Regions from separate parts of the Homo sapiens genome. Here region 2 is linked to region 1. The links are chromatin contacts, found by Hi-C or POLR2A ChIA-PET in ENCODE. All regions are on one chromosome and are shown on one strand. Each heading gives the region's core, a stretch centred on a gene start or an enhancer-like site at or near the end of the contact. The rest is flanking DNA. Distances are from core to core; before and after follow the strand shown. Region 1 has its middle 37 kb from the start of ERCC4. Region 2 has its middle 22 kb from the start of LINC03107.

Region 1 (2,700 bases), core at 56-2,555:
TCAGCATTGGATGCTGTGACCTCATGATCCCTTCAGGCAGGTACTCTGTGTGTGTTTGCACCCAAATACAAGCAATAGATCGGTATGGATGGGGAAGGGAGGAGGTAACACTGAACTTCATGATAAATCATAATAATAATTAACCACCACGCAGGATGACCAGTGCTCTCTTCATTGTTGCGTCAAAGGCCACCAGGCTATCTACGCTGATACTGCTCAGCTCCTGGTGTTGTGGGTCACTCCCTATAAATTCCCTCCTGTTTCATTCTGGCTGCTGGATGACTCAGTTTCTTCTTCTAATATTCTGTCTGTATCTTCCCTTCTTCTAAGTGTAGGCATTTTTAGCATTCTGTTAGTCGTTTACGGTTTCTTTACCTTAACCACTTACTTATTCAACCAATGTCTTCAGTTCTCATTTCAATGCAGGTGCCTACTACATCTTTTTTTTTCCTGCTAAACTATGTTTCTTCTAAAAAATATTTGAAGTATAATTTATATACAATACACTGCACATATTGAGTGTATGCTTTTATGATTTTGACATCTATACATTGCAAAACCATCACCGCTAAAATTACAAACATTTCTATCAATTCCAAATGAGTTTCTTTGTGAGCACAGCCAATTTTTATCCTTACTCTGGAAGCTCTATTGGTTTCGAAGGGATGTGACCTGATGCAGAAGCCCAGGGCTTAACATGGGGTCACTGATAATATTCAAGAAATCAACAGAACTCTACTCAAAAATCTACCTCTTTCTCAGGGGGAAAATTCCCAACAAGACTTGGGACTTCAAGTCTGACTCATGCTGTGTCCTGGGGCGCAGACTCGGGCTCTGATAAGAGGAAGTCAATCTGTCCTCTATTTGTTTATAATGAGTCATGCTCGAAGTCAGGCATCTAGTTTTTGTCTCTCCTCTGTCATGGTTAGGCAAGAATTGGAGGAAGATACACCCCAATTCGGAGTGCAGTGATCCTTAAAGTGTCCGAGGGCTCCAGTGTAGTTCAGGACGTGGGACTTAATGGGGACCCCTACCAATGGAGGCCGGGAGCACCAAGTCTTGGAGTTGAGGTCTACCTTCCTCCCACATCTCCAGGGCAGATGTTAGTGAGTTACAGATTTATTTGCAAGAGGAAAGGGAAAAGGCAGCTGAGTTTTCAGTAAGTCCTTGAGTCCTGTCCACTCTACCCCCTACCCCCATCTATTAGTGACAGAGGGCGGCATGAGTCACAACTCTCAGCCCAAGCCCACACTGGAGCAATTAACCACATAATTGCCTCAGTGATGAACCTTCCCCCAGCTGCAAGCCGCCCCCGGGGCAGCGCTCTAGGCTGTGAGCCAACAGCCTTCAGTTGCATGAATTGTGAAGGCCTGGGTTTAAACAGCCGAAGTTGCAATTCTTTTAGCCAATGCCTTCTTGGCTCCAATTTAAAATTCTTATACATGAGTCCTGATGGGAGCATGGAGGATGTTTCAACTAGAATTAATGTCACAATCAAGTCAACATAAAGTAGATTTATCTGCTGTTTCCATGCATTGCAGCAAAGTGCTCTGTTCTGAGAACAAATTACCATAGCAACTCAGCCGCCCCAGTTACAGTAAGCTCAGTACGACCAAAATAAAAATCCTTACCAAGTTGTAGGATTGGCGAGTGAGAGTTGCTGAACATCGACTTTCAGTTTCCAGATGACATTAGCCAGCATATATTTTGGTTTTAAAAAATCGCTGAAAGGGAGGCTTTAAATAATAACAAAATTATAAAGCCAGGTTACAAACAGAGAGGGGTCCTAGGCTGTTCCACCGCGAGCTTAAACACAAGCAAACTTCAATGCCAAACAGCAGCGTTTTTTTGTTAAAACAGAAGGCTGCCGAAAAGGCTCATTACTACTTATCGTGGCGTGCCCATTCCGTTTCACATGGTGGGGAGCATGATCAGGTTGATGCTGGTCTTTAAGAAGAAGCAATTCAATACAAAAACAGGTTTTCTGTAGGTGTGAAAGGAAGAAAAGCAAAACCACGTTCGTTTTTTTCCCTCCACCCCCATCCCCCACAATACTAAATTTTGGTTCTGCCTAATTCTCTGTTCTCTCTCTAGTGCCTTCCTTCTCCCACTTTGCTCTGCTCCCTCATCCTGATCACCAACAAGCAAAATCGCCCCTCTGTTCAGCCTGCCCATCCTCGTTTTCTTCATCCTCACCACCCCCCATGGCTTCCTCAGACCCCCAGGCGGGCGTGTGCCCCTAGGTCTCCTGGACACACCACACAGGATGACCAGCGCTGTCTTCATTGTTGCCTTGAAGGCCGCCAGCGCTCATACGGCTCAACTCCTGATGTTGTGGGTCACTCCCTTGAAATTCCCTCCTGTTTTCATTCTGGCTGCTGGATGACTCAGTTTCTTCTTCTAATTTTCTGTCTCTATCTTGCCACCTCCTAAGTGTAGGCATTTTTAGCGTTCTGTTAGTCGTTTCAGGTTTCTTTACCTTAACCACTTATTTATTCAGCCAATGTTTTCAGTTCTCACTTCAGTGCAGATGCCTACTACATCTTTCTTTTTTTCCCCCTCTTTTGACACAGTCTGTCTCTGTCACTCAGGCTGGAGTGCAGTGGTGCAATCTCCGCTCACCGCAACCTCAGCCTCCCAGGCTCGAGAGATTCTCACGCCTCAACCTCCCAAGTAGCTGGGACTACAGGTGTGGACCAC
Region 2 (2,700 bases), core at 135-2,634, 450 kb before region 1:
CCTGGCCAACACAGTGAAACCCTGTCTCTACTTAAAAAAAAACAAAACAAAACAAAAAAAAAAACCATGAAAATTAGCTGGGTGTGGTGGCACGTGCCTGTAATCCCAGCTACTTGCAAGGCTGAGGCAGGAGAATCACTTGAACCTGGCAGGCGGAAGTTGCAGTGAGACGAGATCACGTCATTGTACTCCAGTCTGGGCAACAGAACGAGACTTCGTTGGCAATGACTGGGTCATCTGTCCAGTCCTGAACCGGTCACTGTGTCAGGTAGAAGCATTGTTTGATTGGCCAGGCCTGGGACACACGGCCATCTCCAGACCTAGGAATGGCATCATCTCTACCCAAACCCCGTGAACCAAGAGTTGGGGAGGAGCAAAGCTTCAGAGAAAACTCTGGGCCCTGTCATCAAGCAGAGGAGGAAAGGAGGCCACACAGACTGAGACATCAAGTACCCACTGTGCCCTCACCACCAGCTCCCGCCCTGGCCAGTGCACTCCTGGACCATCTCTCCTCCCCGTCTTGTTCACAGTCACCCTCTCACCCCAGCAGAGATCAGGCCAGGGTACTGGTGGCAAGTGAGTGAAGGGTTTCAGCAAGGGGGTCCCCACCTTCCAGGCACAGTGTAAGTGGACCCCCCACACTTGGGGGCTCTCCTGGGTTGCACAGTGTCCTCTGAAAATTCACATCCACCTGGAACCTGCAAATATGACCTTATTTGGAAATGGAGTCTTTGCAGATGTTGTCAAGATAAGATGAAGTCATACTGTTTTAGGATGGGCCCTCTATATGGCACGACTGGGGTTCTTATACGAAGAGGGACCCTGGCACACAGATGCATACAGGGAGAGTGCTGTGTGATGAGAAAGGCAGAGATTGCAGTGATGCTGCCACCAGCCAAGGAGTCACCATCAGCCAGGAGATGGGCATGGATCTGATTCTCCCTGGGAACCTCCAGAAGGAGCCAACCCTGCCAACACCTTGGTTTTGGACTTCTGTTCCCCGCAACTGTGAGACAATACATTCTGTGGTTTTAAGCTTTATGATAATTTGTTACTGTAGCCCTGGGAAAGGAATACAAGGGTAGACAGACACTGATCAAGTAAGCAAACAAATGTGAAATTGCCCTGTGACAAGGGAGGTGCGGGGTGCCTGTGTTGGGGAAGAATTCTCTGAGACTTGAAGTCAGAGAAGGAGTTAGCTAATGGGGCCGACAGGGTTCTGCACACGCAGCTCACGGCCCAGATCTTGTTGGCCAAGTGTTTTTGCAGGGATTAGGAACTAAGAATGGTTTTGCAAGAAGAACATCACAGGCTGAGGGGACAGCATGGGCAAAGGCCATGAAGTGGGAGGCGCCCTCTGTGAAACCAACAAGCTTTCAGCCACGTGGGTCTCTCTGACGCGTTGCCTCAGCCACAGAGGGCTTTAAAAAGCCCCGAAACTGGACAGGTGTCACTGCCTGTGGCAGTAGCGGCCATTTGGCGCCTGTGGTTTCAACTCCACCCGTTTCACATGTCTATGTTACCAGACTGGCCCCTGAAGGGGATCTGTGTGCCAGGCCCTGACCTGCCGGGCTTTGGAAACATCCTCGACAGTGTCCCCTGACCTGCGCCCCGCCTTGTGGAGTGAGGCCTGGTTGCCCAAGCTGGCTGGGCCGGGCTGTTTGTTGCTTCCAACAAACATAGGAGAGAACGTATGGCTGCTTTTTATTGCCAGTGAGAGTTCCGCGAGGCCTGGCCCGAGATGTGGCTGGCGTGAGGGGTCCCGGACCTGCTGTGCTGGGGACGCACCCAGTTCTGTGTCGCTTGGTCCAGTGAGGACTCGAGCCCCTTGGAGGCGGGGCCTCGGGCTGCAGGGGCGGGGCCCCGAGCCGCCTGGGGGTGGGGCCTCAGGCTCTTTGGGGGCGGGGCCTCAAGCTGTCTGGGGACGGAGCCTCCGGCCGGCTGGGGGCGGGGCCTCATGCCTAAGGGGCGGGGCCTCGAGCTTTCTGGGGGTGGGGTCTCAAGCTTCAGGGTCGGGGCCTGGAGCCGCCTGGGGACGGGGCGATCTGTTGGGGAGGAGGTTCTCGAACTGCTGAGGAGGATCGCAGTGCTTTTGCTTCCTCTAGGAGACCAGCTGCACAGGCTGGAACATGCCATCTCTATGCCTGTTTTCCCGTCGATAAATCCAGAGACATTACTCTCATCATTTCTTCCTCTGTACACAATATTCATATATGTAACCCCTTGGTAAAGCAGTTGTAAGAATTAAACAAGAGGAATTGCTCTTTCATTCAGCAAATATTTTTTGAGCAGCTACTAGATGCCAGGCACTGTTTTAGACGCAAGTGATACTTCAGGAAACATAATCAGACAGACAGACAGACATGCCCTCCTGGAACTGACATTGTAGAACAAGGGTCCGCATCCTGTGGCTCACAGGCCAGATCTGGTTGACCGTCTATTTTTGCATGGACGTTAAACTAAGAATGATTTTTGCATTTTGATTTTTATTTTATGAAAAAAAAAATTGAGGGCTGGGCGCGGTGGCTCAAGCCTGTAATCCCAGCATTTTGGGAGGCCAAGGTGGGTGGATCACCTGAGGTCAGGAGTTCAAGACCGCCCTGGCCAACATGGGGAAACCCTGTCTCTACTAAAAATACAAAAATTAGCCGCCATGGTTGTGGGCACCTGTAATCCCAGCTACTTGGGAGGCTGAGGCAG

The links. A loop is a pair of places that touch in the nucleus more often than their neighbours do. ChIA-PET counts read pairs that join two places held with the same protein, here RNA polymerase II (POLR2A). Pooled maps may share reads with other maps.
Region 2: a pooled map shows a loop between it and region 1 (4-fold over the local background). The contact joins two enhancer-like sites. A Hi-C loop is called at or near these places in 1 of 37 single-sample maps with no recorded cell type and 2 of 50 pooled maps. POLR2A ChIA-PET finds 5 or more read pairs at or near these places in 1 of 52 experiments (activated T-cell).

The regions. Positions count from the first base shown.
Region 1 is chr16:13,956,121-13,958,820 of GRCh38, reverse strand. No RefSeq gene overlaps it. Among named protein-coding and RNA genes, the nearest start is that of ERCC4, 37 kb to the right of the region's middle. RefSeq lists enhancers at 1,012-1,131, 945-2,144 and silencers at 1,232-1,291, 1,312-1,361, 2,602-2,671. Within about 2 kb of position 1,305, at least 34 of the 41 ENCODE cell types and tissues checked have a DNase peak (open chromatin) inside an H3K27ac peak, as active enhancers do.
Region 2 is chr16:14,405,000-14,407,699 of GRCh38, reverse strand. No RefSeq gene overlaps it. Among named protein-coding and RNA genes, the nearest start is that of LINC03107, 22 kb to the left of the region's middle. RefSeq lists enhancers at 965-1,044, 1,499-2,000 and a silencer at 1,775-1,974. Within about 2 kb of position 1,384, at least 4 of the 41 ENCODE cell types and tissues checked have a DNase peak (open chromatin) inside an H3K27ac peak, as active enhancers do.